Linked DNA regions of Mus musculus: regions 2 and 3 are each linked to region 1. Evidence: chromatin loops called from intact Hi-C (ENCODE). Cell type or tissue: heart. All regions are shown on one strand. Links, peaks and the distances in the headings refer to the core of each region. The heading gives the core; the rest is flanking DNA.

Region 1 (9,881 bases), core at 1,207-9,206:
CTTACTCGGCCCACCCCACAGCCTTGGGTTGTGGAGAACTTTTGTGCCTAGAGTTCACAGAGGAAGACATCGAGGCGCCAGGCACAAGACACAGGAGCTCAAACAAGCTTAGCTAAAAAAGAGCCCATGTATGCAGTAGCCACCATGCCAAAAATATGCCCCAGTAAATGGCTTCATTTCTCAAAAAAAAAAAAAAAAAAAAAAAGGTCTTTAGAAGCCTGCATGGTGGCTCATGTCTGTAATCCCAGCAATCGGGAGGCTGAGTCACAAAGGTCATGATTTCCAGGCCAGCTTGAGGTACACAGTAAGACCTGGTTTCTGTAAGACAGACAAGAAAACAGTCTTTGGAATGGAAAGAAAATGAGTCCCAGAGATCAGAACTGGGGTATGCCTGGGATGGGAGGGTAGAGGGGAGAGTGTGGCTCACTGGAAGGACTTCTCATGAACATTGGGGAATGGAAGAGAAAAGGGAAGGGGACGATGAGGGAGAAGAAGAGGGAGGAGAAAAGGCAGGAGGGGAGGACCATCCACTTTAACACCCCACCCTGTTCCTCAGCCCAGATCTGCCATTGCCTCTCTGACTATCTCTTCGTCACAGAGACATCTTCTTTGAAGTCCCATGACACACCCAGTCAGTCACTCCAGCAGTGTAAACTCTGGCATCCCCAATTAAGTCTCCGCTATGCAGTAAGTTCATTGTGGAAATGAAGCCGTGGTCCCATTCGGATGTGTATGCTCTGAAGACGTGTTCTGTCAAGTCCTGGCCTCAGGTTTATGGGCCAGAATCACTGCTGGGCACAGTTGCATATGCAGGTTATCCACACACTTGAGAGGTGGAGGCAGGAGGATCAAGACTTCAAGGCCATCCTCAGCTATAGAGTGACTTTGAGGCCAGCCTCGGCTTTAAGAAACCCCATCACTGATAAAAGAAAAAAGGTGAGTAGTTGGGGAGGGCAGGATAGCACATGCCCTTAATCCCAGCACTTTTGGGAGGCAGAACCTCTGAGTTCAAGGCTAGCCTGGTCTACATAACATGATTCAGGCCAGTCAAGATTACATAGTGAGATCCTACCTCAAAATAAGCAAACAGAAAAAAGAAAAGGGGCCTGGAGAGGTGGCTCAGGGGTTAAGAGCCCTGGATGCCCTTGCAGAAGACCCGTGTTTTCTCCCAGCTCACAGCCATTTGTACCTCTAGGGTGTCTGATACTTTTCTTCTGAGAACAGGCATACATGAAGCACATTTATATGCCTTCAGGCAAAACACTTGTGCACACAAAATAAAAACAAATAAATCTTCTTTTCTTTCTTTTTAAATAAAGATGAGGAACAAGAAAGAGAAAGAGGAGGAGGAGGAAGAGGAGGAGGAGGAGAGGGGGAGAAGGAGGGGGAAGAGAAGGAGGAGGGGAGGAGGAAGAGGGGGCAGAGAAAGAGAAGGAGGAGGAGGAGGAAGGAGGAGGAGAAAGAAGGGGAGGAGTAGGAAGAGGAGGAGGAGGAGGAGGAGGAGAAGGAGAAGGAGAAGAAGAAGAGGAGGAGGAGGAGGAGGAGGAGGAGGAGGATGAGGAGGAGGAAGAAGAAGAAGAAGAAGAAGAAGAAGAAGAAGAAGAAGAAGAAGAAGAAGAAGAAGAAGAAGAAGACTGGGAATGAAATGCCAAGTGCCAGTTAGTCAGCTTTCTGTTGCTATGTAAACAAACAAACAAAAACACCAAATTAGTTGTCTTGTGAATAGAAAAGGTTGGAGTTAAGGGTTCTAATCTACACACACTATGAGAGTAGGCAGTGGGGAAGAAACTGCTTGCCTATGACAGGGAGCAGAAGAGGGGAGCAAAGGCCTGGAGTACCATGATCCTGACTTGAAGACCTCCCATGGGGTTCCACTATCTCCTAATAACACCAACCTTTAAGACATGGTCCTTTCAGGGCCTTAAAAGAACAAAACAACAACAACAACAAAAACCAAAACAGGTCCTGGGGCTGGAGAGATGGCTCAGGAGATCACTGGCTGTTCTTTCAGAGGACCCAAGTCCAATTTCCAGCAGCCATGTGACAGCTCACAACTGTCTGTAACTTCAGTTCCAAGGAATCAGAGAATCTCACTCAAATACACACACATGCAGGCAAAACACCAATGCACATACATTCTTCATCTTCATCATCATCATCATCATCATCATCATCATCATCATCATCATAATAATAACAGTCCCAGAGCTGAGCTTAACCAACGTGGCTCACAGGAAGCTAGCACCAAGCTAAGGGTAAAGGGTCATTATTGTGACCTGAAGTGCTGGCTTTCCCTCCCTCTCCCCCTCTCCCTCCTCCTCCCCTCCCCCTTCCCCTCCCCCTCCCCTCCCTCTTTCTTTCTCTCTTTCTCTCTTTCTCTCTTCCTCTCTCTCTCTCTCTCTCTCTCTCTTTCTTTCTTTCTCCCTCTCTCTCTTTCTCCCTTTCTCTCTTTCTTTCTTTCTTTCTTTCTTTCTTTCTTTCTTTCTTTCTTTCTTTCTTTCTTTCTTTCTTTCAGCTTTCTGCCAGGCAGTGGTGGTGCATGCCTTTAATCCTAGCACTTGGGAGGCAGAGGCAGGTGGAATTCTGAGTTCAAGGCCAGCCTGGTCTATAAAGTGAGTTCCAGGATAGCCAGGGCTATACAGAGAAACCCTGTCTCTAAAAACCAAAAACCAAAAACCAAAACAAAACAAAACAAAAAAACAAACAAACAAAAAAAAAAAAACCAAACAAACCAACACCAAAACCTTTCTATTGATCCTCCGTATATTTCACATCATGCACCCTCATCCCACTCATGCCCCCCTCTCCTCATACCTGCCCTCTACCCTTGCAACCTCTCCTCTAGCAGAGGGGCAAGAAAAATCTAACACTGGTTTTCTTGTTCAAGCATTTCAACTTCACAGTCACCTGTGTTCCCATAGGAGTATGCATATCCCCAGCTGGGCTCTAGGAAAGCCCCACCAGGCCCTGGCTTCACCAGACCCTGCAAGAGCCAAGGAGCGTAGAGGAGCTCTCGCCCCACCTGAGGCAGGCTTGCTCCTCTGGGTCAGCTCCGCAACTGGAGAGGGGACAAAGCCCTTTCTGTATTTTTGTAGGAGACAGAGCTTGCCAAAGAGCTCACCCTCCACAACCCCCACCCTGCCACGAGGCGGGGGGGGGGGGTGACGTCCAGGGGGCCGGTCTAACAAGTGGCAGAAGAATTTATGGGTCCTTCTGCCCTCCCTGCACCCCGTGTTCTTTTCTCTGTTCCAGGCTGGACTCTACCCGTCTCCTTCTCTGCCTTCCCTTCTCCTTGCACCTTCCCTCATGTTAATTATATTAGTTGCCATGGAAACTGTGATGTCATTGGCACGGGAGGGCTCAATGACATCCAAAAGCACAGTTTACAGCGTGGCTTGAAATGTATTCCATGGCTTGCAGCCTTGGCGTGTGTTGGGGGGTGGGAGGGGAGGAGTTACGTGGCGATTATATCTCAGGCACCATCTGGGCATGCCGGTGGGAAGTGTCAGGAAAGGTGGTTGGCTGGAAGGTGGTTACTTGTGGATTTTCCAGAATCCCAGACCCTGCGGGGGTCTCTTTACCCTTGGAGAATAAGCAGGATACCTCGAATGTTATAAAGAGTTCTGACTTGGCTCTGACCAACCCTCTTCGTGGTACCACACCCCACTGCTGCCCCAATTTGGAACATTAAATCGTTCCTGCTCCAAGTGGCACCCCCAACGTGGTTCATGCCAAGCGGCTGTGCATGCCTGCCGTGTGCACACGTGAGCACATGCCTACGGACCTCAGAGCTGAGCTGGTAGGGTGAAGATGTCATGCGCCGCCCGTGGTGGGGCACACGAGGATTAGCACACGTGCGCACGTGTACACACGTGCTCACCCATCTGGACTTCATTAGGGAAGATCCCATGGCCAATCTTCCTCCAGTCCTCCCCAGCATGGTTCACTTTTTCTGTGGGTCAAGGGCAGAATGGAGCTGAGTGGTACTAGGATGCCCAGATATCTTCCTCCGGGCCTGGAAGCTCCCAGGACTGTTCTGTATCCCTGGACCAGAAGCAGAGTGGATGTCCTCAGAGGGAGGTGAGAGCCACAGGCTCGATTGCTCCCCCAGGTTCTTGTGGCTATGTTCTCATTATCTGCCATGCCACTCAGGGCAAGCTGAGAGCTCTGGAAACATGCTCTGCAAAAGACAAGTGCCAACCCCCCCCCGGGGGGGGGGTGTCCCTTGTGAAGTCTGAAGTCTTTTGACTGAGATCAGCACGGTCAGAGGCTTGGAAGGTGGGAGGCAGTTGGGGACAGCAGGTCCTCTGCTCTGTCTTTCAGGGCTTTAGGTCCCCCATGCTCCCAGATCACCAAACTCCCTTTGCTCCAAATGTGATCGTTAAACCATCAGGAGGCCCCGGGCATGCTCACCAGCCAATTTTGGCCGGCCGGCCGTAGGAAAGGATGATGGCCTGACCCTATTGGACTAAACTGAACATGAGCAATGAGAAATGGGGCCCACCAGGCACAATACAGAACTGACTGGGGAGTCCCCAAGGGCTTCTTTCGGCCCATCTACTTCAGCTTCTGGCTCTTCTCATAGGAACTCCCAGCTTCCCTCAAGCCCTACTGTCAAGAGAGGCCATGTTCTCCTCACTACAAAGCCAATTCACCAGAGATGGGATTTCTGAACTACAAAGAGATCAGAAGTCAACCTGTATGTATTCAGTCTCATCCTCCACCGCGTGGCCCTAGGGATTGAACTCAGGTCTCCTTACTCTCCGAACCACCTTGCCAGCCTCTTGGAAGGTTTCTTCTCCTGATATGAGGAGGTGGCCTAGTGGGAAGGAGGATGAGGTGGATTCAGGCAGAGAGGACAGGGGAGAGAGCGAGGGATGTAGGAGCCGAAGACCACAGCTTCCTCGGAATGATGAAGGGCAGCCCCTTGGCTTCGCCACATAGCAGCTCCAGAGATGGTTCTAGGGATCAACCTGGCATACACTATCACGCACCCTGTGCCCAGAAAACCCTGGGACCACACTGCTGTGACACCACCAGCCACAACAACACACATAGTACTGGGAAGCTATGGGGATTGGGGAAATCAAAGTGCCTTGGATGAGGAAGAGCAAAGGTGTTTCCCCCTCCCCACTCCAGGAGGCTGCCCTCCCCCAGGGGACCCTTCAGGCATATCTGGAGATACATTGGGTTGTCACAACAGGGCTACTTTCCTACTAAAAATCTAATGGGCAGGGGTCAGCAACACTGCCAAGCATGGAGCACACAGGGGATGGCTGTTCAGAACAGACTGAGTTGGAGACTGAGATAGCCCAGTTTACCTGAAATGGAAATGTTGGTGTAGAGCCTGACAGTTGGAGGGAGGATTCAGGGGTGGGATCCTTCCCTGCCTTTCTGTGGCAAGGCTTGGTGGCCAGGAAGATCATATCGGTAGAGGGTTTGCAGGCCTTGGGAGATGGTGGCTAGTCGTGACCACCTCCCTGGTGCCTGGGTCACAGGCTCCATGTGTTTCCTGACTGCATGATGTGCATCTGCTACTTAGGAGCCTACCCAGGAAACTCAGACCCCTGGCCATGCAACTCGGAGTCACACAGCCTCTCCTGCACAGACATGCCCTGAGTCTGAAATGTTCCTATGTTTCAGTAACATGAGCCCAGGATGGGAGAGAGAGAGAGAGAGAGAGAGAGAGAGAGAGAGAGAGACCTTAAAGTTAGAAGGATACTGAGGCAGGGCCTTGGAGGGGTTGGGGTTGGGGACACAAAGACAGTAGAGACAGTAGGAGATAAAATGAAAGCTGGAAGGAAATGGAGAGAGATGGAGGGGGAGGAGGAGGAGACAGAATGGGGGGAAAGAACAGAATGTACTGTCCAGTCGTAGGGGGAGGCGAAAGGGAGGGGCAGGGAGTGGGATGGGGGAATTCTCCATGCCAGCATCCCCAGGATGGGGAAGCCCAGCCCTGAAGCTGAAGCCAGCAGATCAAGCATTCTCTCTGGTCCAGGCCTGGCCCTTTTCTCCACATGACTGTTGGTATGCCCAGTTCCCTGGACAACTGCCAACAGGAAATTCCTGGGACAAAGCTTTCCACTCGGAGGTTTTTGTTGTTGTTGTTTTTCTTTTTTACTTTTATTTATTTAAATATTGTTTTTTTTATTTTTTTCCACAAATGAGGAATGAACAAGAGGGAGGCAAAGAAAACAAGAGAAACCAGCTGGTTTATATATTTACACACATTTATACATTCTCACCCTGGTGGGGCTAGGGAAGTTCCGAATCCATTGTGTCTGTTGAGTCCTGTTCTTCCCCTGGAAGGATCTGTGACCTCACACTCCCATGATGTCACAACAGGTTGCCATGGACCTTGCTTTATTATTGTAAACAAAGGGCCTGCTCTTTGGGGCACTGGCCCTGCTTTCCTCGGGAGGAGCTGGGAGCAAGCCCCGGGTGTTGTGTTTTCCTGGGAAGGCTGCTGGTTCAGAAGTCTGAGAAGCTGTGAAAATACTCGTACACACAGTTCCCTCTGTGCACCGTGGCCTCTGGATGAGCCTCGGGCTGGGAACCAGAGCAATGAGGTCAGCACTTCTCCACTGGACCTCCAGCTTAGCCATGAGTCCTCACTGCCAGAAACCAGCTCCCTGCCACCCATCTTTCCCAAGGTTTCCACTCATTCACCCAAAGTGCACTAAGCACCTACTATGTGCTAGGTGCTGCCATGAATGGAAAATGTAGGAGTCAGTACCACCTCCTCCAAATCTCAGCAGGTCACCCACCAGCAAGACTGTGTTTGGTTTCACGGGATCACAGAACGGGGCAGGCCAGCTGAGAATGAGGAGCGCTCGCTCAGCATGAGTGTGGATACCTAACCTACCACATTAAACTAGGTGCGGTGATGCACATCTGTAATCCCAGCACTTTAGACAGGGGTGGAGTAGGATGGTAGGTTTAAGGTCATCCCTGGGCTACATCATGAGTTCGAGATCAGCCTGGACTATTTGATTTGATACCCTGTCTCAAGAAGAAGAAGAGAAGCTGGGCGTGGTGGCGCATACCTTTAATTCCAGCACTTGGGAGGCAGAGGCAGGTGGATTTCTGAGTTCTTTTGAGGCCAGCCTGGAGTGAGTTCCAGGACAGCCAGGACTACACAGAGAAACCCTGTCTCAAAAAAAACAAAAAACAAAAAAAGAAGAAGAAGAAGAAGAAGAAGAAGAAGAAGAAGAAGAAGAAGAAGAAGAAGAAGAAGAAGAAGAAGAAGAAGAAGAAGAAGAAGAAGAAGAAAGAGGAAGAGGAGGAGGAGGAGGAGGAGGAGGAGGAGGAGATGGGGGAAAGGAGGAGGGAGGGGAAGGAGGGAGGGGAGGAAGAGGGAGAAGAGGAGAAGGAAGAGAAGGAGGAGAAAGGAGGAGGGAGGCAGCAGAGGAGAAGGGAGGGAGGAGAGGAGGAAGGAGGAGAAGAGAAGGGAGAAGAGGAGGAGGGAGAGAAAGTGAGGAGGAGGGAGGAGAGGGGGGAGGAAGAAGAGGAGGGGGAAGAGAAGAAGAGGAAAAGAAGGAGGAAGGGGAGGAGAGAGGGGAGGAAGAGGGAGAAGAGGAGGAAGAAGATGAGGGGAAAGGAGGAAGAGAGGAGGAGGAAGGAGAAAAGGGAAGCTACAGTGAGAAGAGTAGAGGGAGGAAGGAGGAGGAGGAGAGTGGAGAGGAGGTAGGGAAGGAGGAACAAAGGAGAGGGAAGGAGGGAGGAGAGAGGAGAAAGGGGGAGCTACATGAGAAGAGTAGATGTAGGAAGCCACTTCACAAAGCTATCCAGGAGGACATCTTGGGAGAGGTGACATGCCAGAAATCAGCTGGAAAGCATAGGAACAGATGGCAGTGACAGAGGCAAGGGACAGACACTCCAGGCAGTCACTGTGGTGATGTGTCACAGTCTGCTCTCTTTTCTTGTTCTCCCCCACTGTTGCTATAACCGGATGCTACAATCTGGGTCATTTATAAAGAACAGAGGTTTATTTAACTGCATTTTGGAGGCGGGAGAGAAGTACAAGAGCATGATGTTCTAAGCGGTGAGGACTCCTCCCCTCCACGCACTGCATCCCAGTGCATCTTGGATGCCGTGTTCTGATTGGCCAGCCCTGAGCACAGCTGGAGCAGGGTAGGAGACACCTGTGTCAGCAATGTGTGGAGGTCGGTTCTCTCCTTCCACCTTGATATGGGTCCTGGAGATCTGGGTGTGTGCCACTCTCTGCTGAGCCATCCTTGCCACCCCGAAGGATATATTTAATATGACCCAGAGCCTAGGGAATTCATCTTGCAGTGGAGGAAGCCCCCTGGCTTCTAAGAGGGAAAGAGGGGTGCTAGCCCAGGAGGAGCCCCAACAGAATTCAAGAAGTTTTCATGCCAAATATGTTTTTGTTTGTTTCGAGACAGGGTTTCTCTTTATAGCCCTGTCTATCCTGGAACTCACTCTGTAAACCAGGCTGGTCTCGAACTCAGAAATCAGCCTGCCTCTGCCTCCCAAGTGCTGGGATTAAAGGCATGTGCCACCACTGCCCGGCACCAAATATGTTTTGCTTAAACAGTTCCAAACACCAAGGATGTTGATAAACATTGTTAGTCAGAATCTGTCAATGACCAATGGAAGCCTCCTGTAGCTGACACTAGCCTGCAGGTCACCCCTCATCAAACCCCTAAGTTTCCCACCCTTACACTCAGCATGAGGCTTAGTTTACCTGAAATGCAGCAGAGGGTGGAGGGAAGGGGGGTCATTTATTCCACAGCCCTAGTGTGACCATCCCCATATGCCACCTTCTATAACATTTTTCACAACAGGACACTGAAAGTCAATGTCCCACGACCTAACAGGCAGTAGTCAAGACAGGCTCCAAGGCAGCACCCCCTCCCCCCACCCAGGACACGTCAATGAAGTCCTCTATGTCATCTGTAGTATATCTACCATCGCTTTGCCTGGGAAAGCAGGCAGGGTCTGAAGTTAGAATGCTATCTTACCATAGGCAGCCTGATTAACTTCTCTGTGCCTTGGTATCAAATGAGAGCATAGTTTTTTCAGTTAGTCTGCAGCTCTGTCAGACTATGGGTGTGACCCTGGGTCACCCCTGTACCCAAATTACCTCCATGTCTCCTCTGCTGCCCCACCCCTCCCACCTGGCACCTTTCTGTTCTTATATCCACCTCTGAGCATGCTCATACCTCCCTTGGACCTTGTCCGCCCACACCTGTCACTTCACAAGCAACAATTCTTGTCCCCTCCTCAACCCACCTGGGGCACTTCCTTTAGCTTTAGTGACAGGCAGAATGGCAAAGTAGTACAGAAGTTGAGTTCCAGAGTTAGACACACCTCGTTCCCCATCCCAGACTTGACATAAGCTGTTTGCTCCTGAACAGGTCGCGTCCAATCTCAGAATCTCAATTTCATTCTCTTTCTCCCTCCTTCCTCTCCTTCCCCTCTTCCTCTCCTCCTCTTCCCCCTCTTCCTCTCCCTCCTCCCCTTTTAAAGTCAGGGTTTCATTTATTCCAGACTGGCTTTGAAGTCACTAGCTGAAAGTAACCTTGAACTCTCGACCCTCCCTCTTGCACCTCTTGAATGCTGGGATCACAGGCCTGCCTGGTTTCTGAGGTGCTGGGGCTGACACTCTTCCCCACTTTAGAGAGTCATCGTGCTGGGGGCGGGGTCCCTAGCACTTACTGAAAGCATATTCTACTTCCACGGGGAACCCCTGTGATGGCACCCCAACTTTGTAGGTCCCCCGATGAACCCACTGACGAACCTTACATGGAGCTGTGGGGTGGGGGTGGGGGAGAGGGAGTAGCAAACTCAGCATCCCAGGAGGCCAGGAAAGAGCCGACTTCAAACTTGGAAACACTGACAGACCATCGCTTTTT
Region 2 (9,881 bases), core at 1,037-9,036, 55 kb after region 1:
GGGGATCTGGAAGAAGGTGCCTGGTGTCTTAGGGTGTTTTTGTTTTTGTAGTTGCTGTTGCTGTTGTTGTTTTTGCTTTGTTTTGTTTTTCGAGACAGGGTTTCTCTGTGTAGTCCTGGCTGTCCTGGAACTCACTTTATAGACCAGGCTGGCCTTGAACTCAGAAATCTGCCTGCCTCTGCCTCCCAAGTGCTGGGATTAAAGGCGTGCGCCACCATCACCCAGCTTTTTTTTTTTTTTTTTTTTGGTGTCTTAGGTTTTGAGGCTATCTCACCACCAGAGGGGTGGGGGTGACCAGTGACATTCTTAATTCTCACACATGCTGCAGATGACCACAAGAACAGGACACCAGGTCTTCCTGACAGTGCTCACTGGCTGTGTGATGTTGAACACGTTGTTAGATCTCTCTGGGACTTCTTTTCATCACCAAGAGTGTCTATAGCTATGAACATAAAAAGGAATTATACAGAAATGATTGTCTGGTCTACAAGTTCCCTTAATGCCTTCCCAACCCAAGCCCACACACACACCCCTTCCCACCAGGGTAAACCATTTACTGTCTGCCTACCTGGTCTCCTAGGCCTGAGGTTTCTAAAGCTGTCTGTATTCCCTACAGAAGAGAGATAGGCAGCTGATAACTTCATCATTAAGTTAATTCTGCTGTTCCTCTGAGGTGCTGGGACATCCCCTTCTCGTACCCCACTGAGCCACTGTGTCCCCTGAGATGATCAAGGTCAGCTTTAGTGCAGAGCTGGGTGCTGAGTTCCAGGTCCTCAACCAAGCTAATTAACTTCCTGCTCTCTTGACTTCTATGTTCCGTCAGTCCCTGTACTCCTGCAGCTTCCATGTTTGCCCATCCCCACTGATCTCTTATTCCTAATGCTCCCTGTGCCTCAGTACTCCCTTGGCCCCCAGTACTCCCTCAGACCACATATTCCCTTGGTATCAGTGCTCCCTCAGTCTCAATGATCCCTCAGCTCCAGTGCTCCCTCACCTCAGCCTCAGTGTTCCCTCAGCTTCAGTGCTCCCTCAGACCTAGTGGTTCCTCTACCCCAGTGCTCCCTCAGATATCATATTCCCTTGGTATCAGTACTCCTTCTGGCCTGTACTCCCGCTGGCTTAGTGCTCACTCTGGTCTATTGCCCCCTCAGCCCCAGTGCTCCCTCAGACACCATATTCCCTTGGCATTAGTGCTCCCTCAGCCCTACTGCTCCCTCGGCCCTTGTGCATCACAAGCCAGGCATTACTGTGAGCAAATTTCCTCACAGTTGGTGGGGCAGCAGCCTTCTTGCTTTGGGGGGGGGGGCACCAGGTCTACCAGGGCACACACCTGGGAGCCCTCACTCATCTGAACCCTGTGGCATTTATTTCACAGCCTCCAGAAACCTTCAGTAATGTACCACGCTGGAGGGATTCCAAAGCCCTTGGGAGCAGATGGCCGCAAGAGACTGAGATGCCTTCTCTGAGTTAGAGGGGCAGAGGAGCAAGGGGGAGGGGCTGGGGTGGAGGATGCAGCTCAGTTGATAGGGTGCTTGTCTGGCATAAAGTGCATCCTGGGTTCCCTCCCCAGCACTGGAAAAGTCAGGCATAACGCCACAAGACTGTAAGCCCAGCACATTGGAAGCAGGAGAATCAGGAGTTCAAGGTCATCCTTGGCTACATAGCATGCTCAGGACAGCCTGGGCTACATGAGACTCTGTCTCAAAATACAACAGGAACTCCAGAAGACAAGCATAGAGGACCAAGACAAAGGTCCTGGAGAAACACTCAGGAGTACCCAGAGTATGGAAGGTCACAAAACAACAACACACCGACAGATTCAGGCTTTATTTATGAGCATACAGGACACACGCTAGATTAGAGTGGAGAACACATGCCTGGGTCACATAAACGGGACCCTGGTCTCAGAAATCTCATGGTGCAGCAGGAAGACAGCCTAAAGCCAAACCTACCCCTATCTCAGCCTGGGGACTTTATGCAATCTACCCCGAGCCTTACCTCATTCTCCACTCCAATCCCCTTATTGCACACCAGTGCCTTCAAAGAGGCTTTTCCTCCTGGTTGGAGCCTTTTACCTTGGCTGCCCATGAAAAGCGTTCTTACCACTCAAATCTGAAAGCTGCCCCCGAGCCCAGAGATGCCCGCCCTGGCCAGTCTACCTGAACATCCCTCCCTTGGTCTTTTTGTCTCGTTGCCTTGGCTTGCGTGGTACTTAGAACCTGTGATCTATCCAAACATATTTCTTTCTGGCCCTGGCTTCTTTGGGTAAATGCCAACTTTTGGAATAAGAAAGTCAGATTCTCATTTAGAAGGAAGCAAATGAGGTGGGGCCTGCTACAGGGGCCGGAGGAGAACCTCTTTCATGAAGGGTGATGCTTACCCTTGCAGGAGAGAAAGAAGCTAGCCCGGAAGAGCTGTCAGGTCAGCAAAAACAGGCAATAGAAAAGGCTTGGACCCAGGCAGCTGTGGTGTTTAATACATTTCACGATATTAACCCCCGGTGGCAGACAGTACCTCTGGGTACAGGAAGATCTTACAGGATCTGGGTCTTGATCTTGTATCTCACTGAGTTTTGCCCTCTGTAAAGTGGGCAGCTTTTGGCACTGTCTTCAAGGGTTGTGTAGGGGAAGCTGAAACATTAGCCCATGCTATGCCACACATACCATTGAGTGGTGCATGGTGAACCCCACAAATACAGGCTTCCTCCGCCGTACCCCTGTGAGTACAGCACAACATCTAGGGGAATCAAGTCAGACCAACAGTTGCTCCAGGAAGGAAGTTGGGGCCAGGAGGGGGTCTGGCAGGGCCTGGAGCCCAGCTGGGGTTGCAGAACAAGTTGGTAGGTCTTGACACCACAAGGAGCCAGAATCCAGCCTAGAATAGAAACCGCCTGCACGGCTGGCTGGGAGCCCCTTCCTGGAGTGATGACAGGCCAGTGTGCCCTGCTGGCTGGGCAGGTGCTTGTGGCCAGTAGTGACAAGGAAGCAGAGCTGCTTATGGTGAACACCCCATCCCCCGGTGACCACCTTAACTCTCTTGTCCCTTCATTGTCCAGGAAGCCTAGGGAAGACCCTGCCTCGTCCACAGTAGGCTGTCAGGGAGAGGCTGGTAGCCACTGTCTCTTGAGCATGTATCAGAAACCAGGTGTTGCATGAAACCTCCACCAAGTTCCAAGGTGGAGGGACTGCCACTCTCCCATGTCACAGATGGAGCAACTGAGGCTCAGACAGGGGACGTTAATTATGTTCATCTAACCCCAGTCTCTTTTACTTGGTTCTCACGCCATTTTTCCAAGGAGACCCATCTGTTCTACTTGTCACAAACAACCATAGATTAAGCAGTAGGAACCTGTGACTTGTCACCGGTGTTGGGGGCGGGGACTAGATGGTGGAGGAGGGGAGAGGCTGGCAAAGCCCAGATCCACGCTGAGACTAAGATTTTGTCTGAAGGCTGGATACACAATTGAAGACTCCTTTATGGTCTTGAGAGAAAACTGGCTAAGTTGGTTCCTTTCAAAAGGGAGATTACATTTAATCGGGTAACTAAAATGCTCAGGGCCATGACTTTCAGATCCAGGTTGATCCGGGTACACAAGAGACTCTGGAAATCCAGCCCCATCCTTTGGCTTTTCTTGGCGCCTCATTATTGATCGTCATCTCGATGTGGACAATGAGGACAATCGCCACTAGCCCTGTACTTGATTCTCATCTAGTGGGAGATTCTCATCAGATTCTAGCACCGGTCTGTCCCTGGACCGCTGTGTGTGGCTGTGCAGCCCTGACATGTTCGTTGTGTAGCTAGAACGCAGCACACAGATCAGCCACGACTCACTGTCCTCTCATCCAAATCAAGGCTGAAAAGGAGGGTCAGATGACTCTCCAGGGAGGAGTGACTGAGCAACATCCTGAAGGAACTGTGAGTTGTTGACATGGGACTTGGGGAAAGCCCAGGGGGGTTTTAGGAAGCAAAGTAGTTTTGTTTTGTTTTTGTTTTTTTTTTATAAATCACATGGAGACAAAACGAAGTGATGCACACTTTTAATCCCAGTACCCAGGAGACAGGGGTGGCTTGAACTGCGTGAATTTCATGCCAGCCATAGCTTCATGATGAGACACTGTCTCAAAAAAATTATTTTTTTAAACTAAAATTTTTAAAACTCACACGGATTGAACCAATCATAGAGGCTGGGTCTGCTTGGGCTTCCCCTAAACTGAAGAAGCTGCGAAGTCCCCACGGGTCATGTGGCATTCACAGCTTCCCCTGCGGTCGCTTCAGTTTCAAACTTTGGTTGACTGTCAGGGACAGCAGAGCCACCAAACAACACCCACCCTGCAACACTCCCCCCCACCCCACCCCCGGGCCCGTTAGTTCGCCCTCTGCACACGTGAACACATTTCCCCTTCACAAGACAGGAAACGCAGGAAACCAAAAACCTTTTCAAATAACTTGCCTGCAGCACTGCAGGCTGGGCCATTGTGACGTCAGGCCAGCAATCAGCCAATGCATGGGTGGTTCCGCCTTCCTAATCTGTATATTGTGTTCTCATAGGCTCTCGTTTCTCGCCCCTCCTTATTGTGGTGAGGTTTTTTTTTGGGGGGGGGTTGTTTTGTTTTGTTTTGTTTGTTTTCTGGGCTTCCTCCCCATTCAAGGGCTTACTCTATCCCAGACCTCCAGGTCAGCTAGGTTTAAGGATAGCCACGATGGTGTGGGTTCCCTGTGGGTCCTCTGTGTGGCTGGGCACAGAAAAGGCCAGGACTGGTGGCCAGAGAGCTGGAGGCTAGACCCAGAGTCTCCTCACCTCTGACTCCAAAAGGCATCCCGTGACCTAACAGTATGGACATGTGCATGAGCCTGCCCTAATGTGTGCCTGTGCGCCTATCTGTCTGTCTATCTATCTATCTATCTATCTATCTATCTATCTATCTGAAAAGAATACTAGAATAGGCCCTGTAAGCTTTAATTACATCTGGCTCAAGATAAAGAAGTTATAGTGAGTGTCCCAAAGTGTTCTGCCAAGAGAGGACTATTGTTGAAAATTTCTGATTTTGCCTAGACACGGTGGCACACATTAATTCCAGCACTCTGGAGACAGAGGAGCAGATCCTTGTGAGTTCTGAGTTCAAGAGCAACCTGGTCCACATAGCTCGAGGCCAGCCAGAGGTATACAGTGAAATAAATAAATTAAATAATAAAGTAAATGCAGGCACCACCAACTAGAGTACAGAGGGGGTACCCATGGCTCCAGCTGGATATGTAGCAGAGGACTGCCTTATCTGGCATCACTGGGAGGGGGACCCCTTGGTCCAGTGGAGGCTTGATTACCTAGGATAGGGGAACTATAGGCCGCTGAGGCAGGAGTGGGGGAGGTAGGGTGGGGGAGGGGGCACCCTTATAGAGGTAGGGGGAGGGAGGAGGGGATAGAGGGCTTGTGGAGGGGAAACTGGGAATGGGGATAACATTTAAAATGTAAATAAATAAAATAACCAATAAAAAACACAAATAAGCCGGGCGTGGTGGCGCACGCCTTTAATCCCAGCACTCGGGAGGCAGAGGCAGGCGGATTTCTGAGTTCGAGGCCAGCCTGGTCTACAAAGTGAGCTCCAGGACAGCCAGGGCTATACAGAGAAACCCTGTCTCGAAAAACCAAAAAAAAAAAAAAAAAAAAAAAAAACACAAATAAATACAGGAAGAAAGGCCGAATTCCGCCTTTATTTTTCAAGACCATTTTGTTGTTTGCTTTTGTTTTTAGGATGGGAATGTGGATAGGGGTCAGGCAAAGTTTCACTGTAGCCCAGGCTAGCCTGAAATCCATAATCCTCTCTCCTCAGCTTCTTGAATTCTGGGAATACAGTCAAGCCCCACCATCCCCAGTTTTCCAAGTCATTTTGTTTTTGTTTTTTGAGACAGGGCTTGTCTGTGTAGCCTTGGCTGTCCTGGGACTCACTCTGTAGACCAGGCCCAAACTCAGAAATCCACCTGCCTCGGCCTCCCAAGTGCTGGGATTAAAGGCGTGCGCCACCACACCTGGTTTTCCAAGTCATTTTAAATGTTAACTATGTATCCTCCAGTTCTTTACCTAGGAGAAAGCCCCAGTGCAGATTTGACTACAGCCAGAAGCCAGCATCACTTCCTAGAAAGCCAGGGAATCAGCTGATGCTGGCCTCCATCCTCTGGGTGTGTGAGGTGTTTAATCTCTGTTCACTGGGTGAGGCTGACGGCCAGACAGATGGACAGTCCTGATAGCTGGGAATGGATAAGGACGATGTCTGACTCATCTATGAAAGTATGAAGAAAGGAAGAGTGCAAACCGGTTCTGTGCTTCTGTGCTTGGGGGACGACAAGGACATTCTGTACCCAATGTGGCCACGTGCTTTTAGCTCTGAGGCTCAGGCCCCAGCCAGGACTTACACTCCACCCTCCCTGCCTTCCTCTCTCAGACCTGACTTTTGTACTCAAACGAGGACTCATGTGGGATTCCCAGACCTGATCCTGGGTCCACTGAGCCTCTTGCCTGCAAAGAGAATGACAGGATTTCCAAGTGTTGCTAATGATGTGAGCCACTCACTCATAAATAATCTCTCTCAGGCTGGAGAGATGGCTCAACAGTTAAGGCCACTGGCTGCTCTTCCGGAGGACCCAGGTTCAATTCCCAGCATCCACATGACAGCTCACAATTGTCTGTAAGTCCAGCTCTTGGGGTTCTGACACCCTAACACAGACATCCAGGCAGGCAAAACACCAATGCACATAAAAATAAATAAGCCATTAAAAATACCCCCAAAACCTCTCTCTTAAAAAAAAACTTAATTATGTCTTGCCATATTTGTAAGTGCCTGCATATATGTCTGTGACCTGTGTCTGCTGCATGAAGAGCTCAGAAGAGGAGGTTGGATGCCCTGGCACGGGAGGACAGTTGTGAGCGGCTGTGTGGGTGCAGGTAACTGAACCAAGGTCTGGAAGAGCAGTGGGCGCTCCCTGATGTGTTTATAAAAAGGGAAAGAGAAAGAGGAATATGTTCTATGGGTGTATAGTCAGGTATGGGGGAAGGGGATGTCTCAACAGGCCCATACCAAGGCATCCCTTCCCCCTAGGGGACCAACCACAGGATGGTATAATATAAAATAGTTTATTCAGGGCATGGGGAAGGGAGCTAAGAGGGTAGTAGAGGCAGAGAAAGGCAGAGAGAGGGAGAGAGTAGATAAGTAGAGGCTATCTATGAGCACGTGGAGAGACAGGGGGAAGGGAATGGAGAAAGAAGAGGGGTGGAAGGGAAGAGCAAAGGAGCAACAAAGGAACAAGAGATCAAGAGAGAGAGGAGGGGGTGTGCCGGGCAGTGGTGGTGCACACCTTTAATCCCAGCACTTGGGAGGCAGAGGCAGGCGGATTTCTGAGTTCGAGGCCAGCCTGGTCTACAGAGTGAGTTCCAGGACAGCCAGGACTACACAGAGAAACCCAGAGGAGGGGGTGAGCGGAACCCTTTTTTCGTGGGCGGGCCTACCTGGCTGCTGCCAGGAAACTGTGGGGTGGAGCATACTTGGCTGTTGCCAGGTAACTGTGGGGGTGGAGCTTAGACAGATTGCTAACACTCCCAACCACTGGGAATCACTCCCGTGTCCTCCATTGGCCTCTTAATACTTAATGCGGATCTCAGCTGTTCTCCTTCTCTGTCTGCTTTCACTCTCAGTAAAATGATACAGATAAAAAAGTCCAAGCAGGGTAGGGGTATTCTAATATGTGGGAGGCAGAGGCAGGAGGATATCTGTGAGTTCAAGACCAGTCTGGTCTACAAGAGTGAGTTCCGGGACAGCCAGAGCCACACAGAGAAACACTGTCTTAAATAAAAAAAGTAAAAAAAAAAAAAAAAAAAAAAAAAAAAAAGCCATAGTCAAATGTAGTGGTACACTCCTGTTATCCTAGCACTCAGAGGTGGATGCAGGGGGATGGTGAGTTCTGAGATGCCTGGGCTATATATAGAGATCTCATTTCAAAATTATGCAATTAATTTAAAGTATAGATGTACTTTGATTTAAATATAGCTTTTGTTTACATGTTGTAATTGTTCTATTTCTTTTTACTTTATTATTTTTTTAAAGTTACATTTTGTTTATCTTGTGTGCGTCTGTGTGTAAGTGGGTATGAATGTTCCCTGGTACATGTGTGGATGTCAGAGGTCGATTTACAGGGGTCCGTTCTGTCCTTCCACTATGGGAATCCCAGGGATTGAACTCAGGTCCTCAGACTTGTGGCATGCCCCTTGAGCCATCCCTCTGACCCTAATTGTTCTAATACATTACTACATATTGGTGACTTTTTACTGTGCCCAATTTATAAATCAAACTTTCTCCCAAGTCTGTTAGAGTAACAAAATATAGGTCTGTGTGTGGTTTCAGGCATCCACTGGGGGGCTTGGAGTGTGTCCTCTGCAGACAAAGGGTGTGTGTGACAGGGAGTTACTGTATTTATTGGTTCCTCCTTGGAACAGTCTAGATCAGTGGTTTTCATCCCCTGTAATGCTGTAACCCTTTAATACAGTTCCTCATGTTGTGGTGACCCCCCAACCATAAAATTATTTTTTTTGCTGCTTCATAACTGTAATTTTGATAGTCATGAATCGTAATGCAAATATCTGTGCATTCCCATAGTTTTAGGTGACCCCTTTAAAAAGGTCTTCAACCATCTCCCAAAGGAGTTAAAACGCAAAGGTTGAGAACGCTGCTCTGAATCAACCTGTAACTGGGCACCTAGCTGCACCTCCATTACGCCAGATCAGCTCCCCCTCTCTGACACACCCCTGTGGAGGAACCAAAGTGAGGATGTTAGACCACGGGGGCGGAGCGGGCAACCTCTAAACGTCTTGAAGCATTCTCAGGGTCATGTGACTTTCCTTAATGCATGCACCTGTCTCATGCCCCATCATCACCTTTCTTTTACTACATTTGGGGTCTGATGGCCCTTCCACTCTCCCCCACACCCCAACATCTGCTTCTCACATAGACTTTTTTGGCCACTTCAAATCCTGGCCCAACAAAAGATTTAGACAAATAAGCTTGAGCCTGGGACAGCAGAGATGGCAGTAACTTTGTAGCTTCTTGTAGCCAGGGTCTCCCCTGAGACCCTGTGTGCTTGCGTCTGAGAAGAGGAGAGTAAACACCTTCCCGCTGTGCATAGCTGATGGATTGGCCCTTCCCCACAGGAAGTGGGGGAAGCATCTTCCTGAGGACCTTCAGCCTCATTTGCATAAAGAAATTATGTCCTATTACCAGATGTGCTGCCCCCCTCCCTGCTTCCTGACAGGACTTCCGTTGCTGTCACACCTTTTCCTGAGTAATCAAGTAATTTCTTTCCAAATACATTCCATCCTTGGAAACACTCGCCCCCCCCCCCCAATGGATTCCTCACACCACTCAAACGAGCAACTTGTCTCCCCGGGGGACCCACGGAGTGGTCATCAGCTAAGAACAGGTGTGGGGGAGAAAAGGAACAAACCTAGTATTAAAATAAAAAGTTCTATTACTTTTTTTTCTTACTATGTAGTTCAGGACTCTGTCCCGCCAACTCTCCTTTCTCAGCCCACCCCCCTTACAGGCATGTGCCACCATGCTGGGTGGGCAAACCTAACTTTTTGAAAGCTCATTTTTGCTTGGGCTCTTGCGTCACACCCTGTGTTCTCCAGGCTTTCTCGGCCCTCCGGTGTCTCCTTGTCTCCAAGTCTCACCTAATCTCCTTGGGACAACAATTTCCTGCTGGGGTTTTCAAAGAGTCAGAGAGGCCTTGCCACGCCCCTCGGTGTGTTATCTGGGGGCCAGAATGTGCAGCCGCAGAGGCTTGGACCGCCCCACCCCCACCCCCTTTCAGGGAGAAGCACATTTTCTCTTCCCTTT
Region 3 (9,881 bases), core at 631-8,630, 89 kb after region 1:
TATGGTCACTTCCAGTCATCTGGCTGCTTGCTCTGCCTCTTGACCTACAATTGACTGTATCTAATGCTGTTCACAACATTCAAGAAGAAAGCTCTTCGATTAAAGGTGTCTGCTAAGGCTTAGCCACTCACAACTAAAAACAGTTTTGGTGTTTTGTTTTGTTTTGTTTTTTTCCTGTAAATAATACAATCTCGGGGTTCATGGTATGATAAAATATCCTGTAACACATGGCTATGGGAGGAGAGAAAAGTGGGGTGAGCTAGAGAGGAAAAGGAGAGGGGGAGGGGGTGAGAGAGAGAGGGAGAGAGAGAAAGAGGGAGAGAGGGAAAAAGAGAGGGAGAGGGAGGGAGGGAGAAGGAGAGGGAGGGAGGGAGGGGGAAAAGAGAGAGGAACAAGTGGACCAAAAGAAGATCAAGAGCCAAGAGAGAGAGCTGCTGATTTCAGCCAGGGCTACACAGAGAAACCCTGTTTCGAAAAACCAAAAAAGAAGAAGAAGGAGGAGGAGGAAGAGGAGGAGGAGGAGGAGGAGGAGGAGGAAAAAGAAGAAGAAGAAGAAGAAGAAGAAGAAGAAGAAGAAGAAGAAGAAGAAGAAGAAGAAGAAGAAGAAGAAGAAGAAGAAGAAGAAGAAGAAGAAGAGGTGAAGCTGGGGCCTGGGCTAGAGGGGTTCAGGGAAGGGGGAGGGGTGAGAAGGTCTGGGAGGAGCCACAGGTACTGTGAGAGCCTTGTCCTGGGTTTCTTTGGGACCTGATATCACTTTTGAATAACAAAACTCAAATCCATGGTTTTAAAAGCAAAGTTCAGAAGCATTTGAATGGGGACTTTTGCTTTTTATTTTTGGTTTTGAGGCAAAGTCTTACTAGGTTGCCCTGGCTAGCCTGGAACTCACTCTGTAGACCAGGCTGGCTTCAGGCTGACAGAGATCTGTCTGCCTCTGGCTCTGGCTCTGGGATTACACGGATATGCTATGCTGCCTGGCTTCCTCCTTCTGTTTTGAGCCGGGATCTCTCTCTGAGCCTGGAATCTGCATGTTTGGCTAGACTGACTGACCAGGAAGCTCCGGGGATCCTCTTTCTGTTCACTGTGCTTACAGGTACCATTGCCACAGCCAGCTTTTTATATGGGCGCTGGGAATCCAAACTCAGTCTTCACACTGTGTGGCAAGCTCTTGGCGGGCAGGAGTGCGTCTTCCCAGATCGATTATCTGTGAGTTTCACAAGATTGAGGGAGTCCTTCTCAAGATCCCAGAGGCTGGAAGGTCAAGCAGCAAGAAAGGACCCAGCATCTCTAAGGGCTCCACCCTGTGCCACAGCATGGCAGGGGGCATCACAAGGGCCAGGAAATAAGCCCAGGAGACAGAGAGGCTCCTCTAGTAGTAACTAATCTATGTCCAAAAGGAAGGTCGTTCCCCACCCTCCCCTATACTTCTCACGAGGGTGGAGCCCTTTGGTTTGAACTCTTCTTAAAGGTCCCACCTTAGACTGGGGAGGATGGGGAATACTTAAAATCGCAGTGTGTCAGAGACAGAAAGTGGGGGAATCCAGAGTTCAAGGTCATTCTTCGTGAGGAGAGCCAGCTCAAAATCCAAACAAAATAACAGAAACAAAAAAGTCCCTCCTCCCTGTACTGAATCAGTGGCAATTAAATTCCCACTCAGCCACCGAGGAGCCTGAACCTCACTCCTTCCAACCAAGCAAATGAAGCAACAATCCTGCAGCTATTGTGATCTTTTTTGGTTTTCCTCCTGGAATTCCCAGTGTACTTGAGTAACAGATATTGTTGTTGTGGTGGTGGTGGTGGTGGTGATGATGGTGGTGGTGGTGGTGGTGGTGGTTATATTTGTAGTTGTTTTGTTTTTCCAACTTAGGATCTGGCACTTTATCTACAAGGCCGAGATTTTTAAAAAAAAATCTGAAAATTTAATTTTGTTATTTTATGATCTTGCCTGTAAAATATGTGTGGGTATACAATCTCCAAATACTCTCTCTGCTAAAAGTGGGAGGTTTCTCTCTCCGCCTCCACCCCCCCCCCCCCCGACTTTTTTTTTCTTTCTTTAAACAAGTGTAATCCTCTGGATATTGTAAGATGTTTTAGTCATTAGAGACATTTAAGAAAAAAAAAAAATCTCAAGTGAAAGTCGCTTTTATTCCCCCCCCCCAAAGGGATACTTGCTCTAGAAAATGCTGCATTTAAAAGAAAAAAAAAAAAAAAGACGCCTTATGAACAACCGGCCCACTAAGTGTTGCTGGGTTTGTGGGGGAGTGGAGCAGAGTGAGCCAGAGGATGGGGCTATGCAAGGATTGGGGGTCGGGGAGGGGGGATGGCAGAATTTGACTTACTCATCAGCCAAACGTAATTCTTAGTTTTTCCTACTCACTCGCTCAATCAACAAACATTCTGTGGCTCCGCCTTATATACAGGGATACACTGGGCAGACAACCGGTCAGCAGCAATGTGTTTTTAAAAACAAAACAGCCTCTAATGCAACCCAGGCTAGCCCTGAACTCATTATGTAGCCAAGCCTGTCCTTGAACTCCTGATCCTCTTGCCTCCACCTCCCAAGTGCTAGGCTTGCATCACGCCCATTTTTATTCAGTGCTGGGAGTAGAACCCAGAGTCCCCTGCATGCTAAATAAGTGCTCTGCTCACTGAGTGACAGCCCCAACCCTGGCTATAGATACCTCCATGGCCTCCTAAATCCTTAACCCTGTAACTCCTCTGGGAGTAGGCATTCTAATGCTCTAGGGCAGGAACTCTCAACAGGGTGTGAGGCTGCACCCCAGGGGATTTGGACAAGGCCTGGAGACATTTTGTGGGTGTTGCAACTGAGGGACCTGGGCTGCTCTAATCACAGAAACTTGGATAACATCACTTTCACAGAACAATCTGCCACCAAGTGAACTGGGCAACCCCAAGGTCTAAAGGTTCAGTAAATAGCCTTGTCCCCCACCCCAAGGCCTCCCCACTGAGGCTTCTTTAGAGGCAGCAGTGTCCCCAGGAAAGCTGAAAAGACAGTGACTCAATTTTTCTCTTTTCCCTGCTGGGCTTTCTCCTTCTGTACAACTCCAATGGAGAGAGTGCAGCCATTGCTATGGGACTTACCCATTGGTATCTGCAGCATCTATGAGGTGGTTAGAAATAGAGCCCCAGGCTCCATCCCAGACCTGCTGAATCTGAACCTGAAATTTTGAACATGAGCCCCACAGGACCCATGCATGCATTATGCAGTGTGAGAAAGTGCCTGTCTCACCTGATAGGAAACAGAAGTTTTAAGTGACAACTTTGATAAATGCTGACATGGAATCCAGTCCCCCTGGGGTGGGGTGGGGTGGGGGTGGGGGTCAGGGAAGGCTTCCATGAAACATCAGCCTGGAAACTGAGCTCTTAGTGAGTCACAGGAAGTAGCACAGAAGAAGGTTTCTCCAGAGGGAACAGAATAAACAAAGGCTCAGAGGCAGGCTAGAGGTGGTAACCCAGGAGGTAAACTGCTCACAGGGCAAGCATAAGGACCAGAGTTCAATACTCAGCAACCACATAAAAAGCCAGGAGTGGTGGGTACCCTTGTAACCATGGTACTCGGGAGGTGGAATCAGGGAGATTCCTGGGGCTCACCAGCTGCACAGTCTGGCTTTTTAGGCAAGTTCAAAGCCAGTGAGAGATCTGATCTCCAAACAAGATAGATGGCACCTGAGGAATGGCAGGGGAAGTACACACACACACACACACACACACACACACACACCACACAATATACACACATAAATATACACACAGACACACACAGATACATACATACAGAGAGACATACACATGCATATACATGCACATACACATACACAGATATATATATACAGTATACACATGCATACACTGTATACAGAGACACTTACACAAAGACACACAGATATACACACAATATACACACAGAAATACATACAGAAAGACACATACACAGAGATATATACACAGTACACACATGCACACACTGAACACATAGAGACACACATACACAGATATACACACAATATACATATACACAGATATACACACAGAGACACACATGCAGAGGGAGAAATACATAAAGATACACATGCGCATACATAAACAGACACATACACAGACACACATAGAAATACACAGTACACACATAGAGACACACATATATACAGAGACACACACAATAGACACACACAAATAAATACACCTAGAAAGAGACACACACCGAGAGACATATACCAACCAAAATATACACACATGGATACACACACACACATTCAATCTTTAGCAGGAGGGACCCCTTCTCTGCTGGAGAACTCATAGAAGATTTCCCCTGACCCCTGTGAGGGAGAAATAACTGGAGGTGAGAAGCCCCCACCCCCAGGATGGGGCTCTGGTGCCAGCTGGATTGTTCTGCTGGAATGTTCCTGCTAGAGTTGACCCTTTAGCCCTCTTCTGAGGTAAGCTGGTAGGGGAGACCACAGGGAAGCAGGTCTAGAAGGCAAGATGGCTTTCTTAGCAATTTAACTCTGTGAGATCCAAGCAGGTCAGCAAACTGGTCTGACTGACAGTGGTCACCACTCCAGGAATGGTAATTATCCCAGGTGACCCTAGGGAGCCATGCCAGTAGGGACAGTCCATAACCCCACCCCCACTACCTTTAAGTTCAGGCTACACAGAGTCACTTGTGTCAATATATTGTTGTACAAATTTGGTAGTTTATGACATGTCCTGGCACCGTTGAGACCCAATTATGAGAAGCCAGAGTGGAACTGGGAACCCAAAGTTGGAAAAGCTGTTAGCTTCTGGCAACGGATCTCCTCCAACTTCGCTGTTCCTGGCCTCAAAACACTTAACAACAAAAATCCATTTTTAATGAGAATTCTTTCTCTTTTTTTTTCCTTTTATTTTAAACCAGCGACTTCACACTTTGGGCCAGCAGACTCCAGCCTCCCTTACAAGCAAGAATTGACTCTAAACTGATTATGGGGGGCGCGCGGGGGGGGGGGGCGTGTCCGGTGGGCTGCCCGGTCAGAGTGGCTGAGGCAGTGATTGACTGGGCATTAAGTCATTTGGTTCCCACTGTCCTTCAGTACAAGCCTGGCCAGCCGGGCCAAGTAAAAACTCATGAGAGTCATTTTTATCACACAGGCAACGACTGCCTGGCTGTCTGAGTTTCCGTCTCCCCAACAGATTACGAATCTTACAAACCATCTATTATCCACTCGGCAACTGGCAAACGTGAACTTGGCCAACACCGAGGCAGAACGCTGACAGAACGCTGAGATCCAAGTCAGAAGAAGTGGGAGAAAGAGAGAAAATTTCAGAGACGAGCCAGACAATTTCTCAACCTGTAAAAACATGTTGTATTTACCAGGTCTGGTACGGAAGCCAAACTTGGGGCTCGGTGTTTGTCTTGGGCCCTGGGCCTGGGTTCTGTCTGATGCTCCCAGAACACTACGCCCCTCCTCCCTCTCCTCACATCTGATGATTGGCGTATTGTTTAGAGACGAAGAGGGACGATCTCGCGCTCCGGAGGAAGCTGGCAAGAAAGTTCGATTCTATAAAAAGAAGCGCGCGGTCAGGGTTCGGTTTCCTATTCTGACTCAAGGCAAAGAGACTCAGAAATTCCAACCCAGAGGGTCAGGATGGGCTCCAGAGCCTGTTCCCTCGCCTCCTGCCTCCTCCCTGTTCTCGCAACTGGCCAGCTGGGATTACACAACTCACACTAATTTTATTCCGCACGCGGCTGTTTCTCATTAGGAACCGGGATTTTTTTTTTTTTTTTAAACCTCTCGGTGCCGTGTCACTCGCGCCGGATCCAGGTGAGTAATTCCACTTCAGAACAGGAGCATTCTATTCGCACCGCAGGCGGGACTCTGAGAGACGTGCGTTTGACGCGTCGTCCAGGCAGAGACCTCCATGTTTTTGCTCGCGGTGCCAAGAGCCAATTTTCTCCTCTGAATTCCTAACTCACCAGTCTCATGGGTTCTATTCCTATTCCACTGGGGAGGAGGGAGGCGAGAACACTTGAGTCAACCCGGAGAATGTTTTTTGGATACCCAGTACCTGACAACGGCTTCCGAAGGGGTCTGTCTTCTCTCCCCTCGCTCCCCCTGCCCCCTTTTAAAAGCTGAATTCGCCAGATGTTCTGAGAGTATCTAAAACCTGGCTTTCCTGTCTTCCACATGCATTATGGTGTTGGATCCAAATCACAGCACGTCCTCAGTGGTTCTGGAGAACTAAATGAATACAGAGACGAACCTTTCTCTTAAGTGTCTGAAACCATCAGACCTAGGTGTTCGCATCCCGGTCCTTGGGATGCCTCTGGACCAAACTCACATTTGTAAACAGTAATGTGGCTTCCTAACATTAGCCTCACGCACCCTCCTTGTATATTCTTGGCTGTGTACCAGAGGAGGCAGAGCAGCTGCATCTCCCTAAACTCTCTGGGTAGAGTGAAGTGCAAGGGATGGCTCACTTGTGACTTTACTGAACCTGAAATTCGGCTGGGGGCAGGGCTCAATGTATATAGAGCACTGTAGTGTATAGTGTTATGTGCAGAGTCCTGGCTTTGATCCCTAACACCACTAAAAGAAAAACAAACAAACAAACAAACAAAAAACAAAACAAAACAAAAAAACAAAGGAAGGGCTTCAGCCACATCTGGAGAGAGCTGGGTAGGCAGTTGCCCTCTTGTCTTTGGGACTCCAGGCACCCCTGTGCCTAAGGAAGGTAGAACTCCCCCCATCCCGCCAAAGCTCCCTCTGGCTGGTACCCTGCTTTGCATAGAACAAGCCTGAGCACACCATGCCACCTTGCTAGGCCCTCGCCAGAATCCAAGAATGGCGCATTAACCAGATGGAATGCAACATGCATGTAAAGAAATAAGAGCCGTGCCAGGAAAGTTGGCAGGCTTTCTGGAATGCTTTAAACAGTGTGTGTGTGGGTAGAAAGAGTGAGCCCCGAGTCGGCCAGGCGGTCTCCTTTTCTGAGAGCTGTTTCCTTTACAGCCATAGCCTGTTTAACCAGTCAAAATAAATACGGTGTTAAAGGCCCCCCTTCTACTGGCTCCTGGTACCGAGCGGTTTGTCAAGGCGTTTGAAATATGACCTGGGCTCATTGGGGGGGGGGGGGGGCGTGGACTTTTAACTGAGTGGAAGAGACATGCCCCTTCTATGGGGAGGGGGAGGTTAGTGAAAGGGTCATTGAGGCAATGTTCTGAGCAAAGACACCCAGGAAGAAGGAACCACCACAAGGTCCTCACTGCTGGCTTGGAAATCAGTACTTCTAGGTGGCTTCATGCAAGCTCAGGCTGACTTTTAAGGCTTTCTGTCGCCAACAGCTTCGGGAGGAACAATGAGACAGATTTGCACAGCAGTTGGTTGTTTCTGAAGGCACCTAAGGGGAGAAAGAGAGAGAGGAGAGAGAGAGAGAGATATGATCCAGGCCTTTGCTTTATTATTATTAATGTGCGCCGTCATCATACGTGTTTGCGTGTGTGTGCACTAGTGTGTGTGTGTATGTGGATAACACAGGGTAATACTCTGTAGATATATATGTAAGGCTATGTAGTAACAGGGTTACATAGGATCTCACTATGTAAATCTGGCTGGCCTGGGTCCATCTGCCTCTCTCTGCCTCCTGAGTGCTGGAATCTGGGATCAAAGGCACGCACTAGCATTCAGTTCTGCCATAGTTTTGGAAACTGCCTCTCTCCTCACTGAACCAGGAGCTCTCTGATGGATGACCAGGAAGTCTCAGAGATCATTCTGTCTGGCCTTCTCAGTGCTGGGATTACAGCAATGCCCAGCTTTCTTTCCGTGGATGCTGGGGATTGAACTTGGGTCCTTTTGCTTGTGGGGCAAGTGCTATATCTGCGGAGCCACCTAATCACCCTCTGGGCCTTTGCTTTATCGAGAAAAAGTCAGTTCTAAAAAGCCACAGCCACAGTTCAACCCACGCTGGGCATTTAGCTTCTCAGATCCCCATAAACAGCCCTAACCACTCGCAGCAACTTGCCACGATGGGCAGCCAGGAAGGGGGGACTGGACAGAATCTTAAGCAACTCTGCATTCCAGGGATGGCAGATGGTCTCAGAAGCATTCCGCTAACTCCCATGTGGGATGGGAGTGGAGGTGGGGGAGGTGGGGAGGGACCTGGGAGGTCATGGGCTGTCTTTGCTCTTACACATAGAGGAGCCAAGGCTCAGAGAGAGAGAACCACTTATCCAGGCTCTCCCAGCTTTGGGAGCAGAAGGCCTTAATGATGTCTAACCCAAAAAGCCCCAAGGGCAATGTTAAGGAACCAACCCTATCCTCAGAACTCCCCTGGCTCAGCGGGCAGGCAGGTTGTTACATTCTCTGGTGGCTAGGTCAAGGGTGAATTAGCTTCCTGGGCTGCTGCAAACAAATCAATGCCAGCAGGACACCTTACAACAACACAAGGTATCCTGCTACTGTTTCTGAGCGCAGAAGACTGCAACAAAGGTGTCAGCAAACACACACTGCCAGCACCTGCCCGCGGGAGCAAGAGATAAGAAGAGAGCATCCTGATTCATCTACTGATTCAGCCATTCATCTCCCAAAGGCTCCAGGAACGCCTTTCTGCCTTACTCGATGGGTTCTGTCCTTCCCATGGCTGCAAGGGGTCTAACCTTCACCTCTGTCATCAGGTCTTCTCCTCTTGTGTGTCTCTCGTCCTTCTGATCTCTGACAAGGACATGGGTCATTGAATTAAGACGCTACACTAATCAGTGATCTATCTAATCGCAAAGATCTTTAACTTTGTTATACCTGCAAGGGCCCCCTTTCCCGGTTAAACTCTAATGTTTCAGGGCTCAGTGGATAAAGGTGCTTGCGGACACGCCTGGTGACCTGGGTTTGATGCCTGGAACCCACCTGGTAGAGGGAGAGAACTTACCGCCCCTCCCACAACCCACACACAGGTTGACCTCTGACCTCGACATGCCCATTATGGCTCCAGCATGCCCACGCACATACGCACACAAAATAAATTTTAAAAAAATGCAATGAAGTCACAGGCCCAGATTCCAGGGGTTTGGCTTTTTTTTTTTTTTGGACATTTTTCTGCCCATGACTAAGATAAGTCAGGACCAGATCGATTTGTACAATGAGAGTCCTTGACTTACGAGATCTACATACAGTCTGTGGTAGATAATTTTCTCCCTCCAGTTTCCTCCCTTGATGTGGTGTTGCTAGTCTTAGTTACAAGGGAGAGGTACCATATCTCCAAAGCTACTACCTCCTTCAAAAAACAGAGGGGGGCACACCTGGCCATGCACACCTGCATCGCCCAATGTTTGAGAGATAGAGTGGGCGGTACGGGAAGTTTGAGGAGGAGGAGCGAGGCTGACATATCCTAAGGAAAACCATCTCTGTCCCCCATCCCAGACCTGTCCCACCGTGTACTCCCACTCCACCCCACCCTGTCCCCATCCTCCCCACTGGGGCAGACCTCCTGCCTCTTTAATGGGGTTCAAGGAGAGAAGGTTAATTCTAAGGAAGCAAATAATCTCTGGCAATTAACTTTGGAGTTTGCTATTCGACTGGGGAAAAAAAAATCCTCAAATGAAGACTGGTAGTAATTTCCCAAATCTAGGGGATATCAGATGGGAAAGGAAAAAAAAAAAAGAAAGAGAAAGGAAAGAAAGGAGAGAGAGAGAGAGAGAGAGAGAGAGAGAGAGAGAGAGAGAGAGAGCGCTGTCCTGGTAGATTTCACTTTCTAGACATATAAGAAAGTAGTGTTTGCAGGGACCTGGAAGGCCCAGTCTTGATATCTCTATCTGGGGCTAACTGGGGTGGCTCTGGACTCCCAGGGGTCTGGCTCAGGCCCCTCAGAGGCCTCTTTTCCAACTTCCCAACCCT

Evidence for each region. Hi-C counts contacts between places; a loop is a spot of excess contacts. Peaks named below come from ENCODE experiments on the same cell type or tissue, not always from the same donor. Only the 100,000 strongest peaks of a DNase experiment are listed, where the experiment ranks them.
Region 2: a loop joins it to region 1, with 2.1 times the contacts of the local background. A loop is called at or near these places in 3 of 42 quality-filtered maps.
Region 3: a loop joins it to region 1, with 4 times the contacts of the local background. A loop is called at or near these places in 4 of 42 quality-filtered maps.

What each region holds. Positions count from the first base shown.
Region 1 is chr5:118,418,942-118,428,822 of GRCm38, forward strand. No RefSeq gene overlaps it. Among named protein-coding and RNA genes, the nearest start is that of Gm30657, 10 kb to the left of the region's middle. In heart, for the core only: no CTCF peak of the experiment used is centred there; DNase peaks (open chromatin) are centred at 3,330, 5,450, 5,920 and 6,480; H3K27ac peaks cover 1,980 bases; H3K27me3 peaks cover 792 bases.
Region 2 is chr5:118,473,944-118,483,824 of GRCm38, forward strand. No RefSeq gene overlaps it. Among named protein-coding and RNA genes, the nearest start is that of Gm46921, 14 kb to the right of the region's middle. In heart, for the core only: no CTCF peak of the experiment used is centred there; DNase peaks (open chromatin) are centred at 2,908, 3,778, 4,478 and 6,308; H3K4me3 peaks cover 1,475 bases; H3K27ac peaks cover 6,404 bases.
Region 3 is chr5:118,508,605-118,518,485 of GRCm38, forward strand. No RefSeq gene overlaps it. Among named protein-coding and RNA genes, the nearest start is that of Gm46921, 21 kb to the left of the region's middle. In heart, for the core only: no CTCF peak of the experiment used is centred there; DNase peaks (open chromatin) are centred at 4,587, 5,567 and 6,397; H3K4me3 peaks cover 1,854 bases; H3K27ac peaks cover 3,010 bases; H3K27me3 peaks cover 796 bases.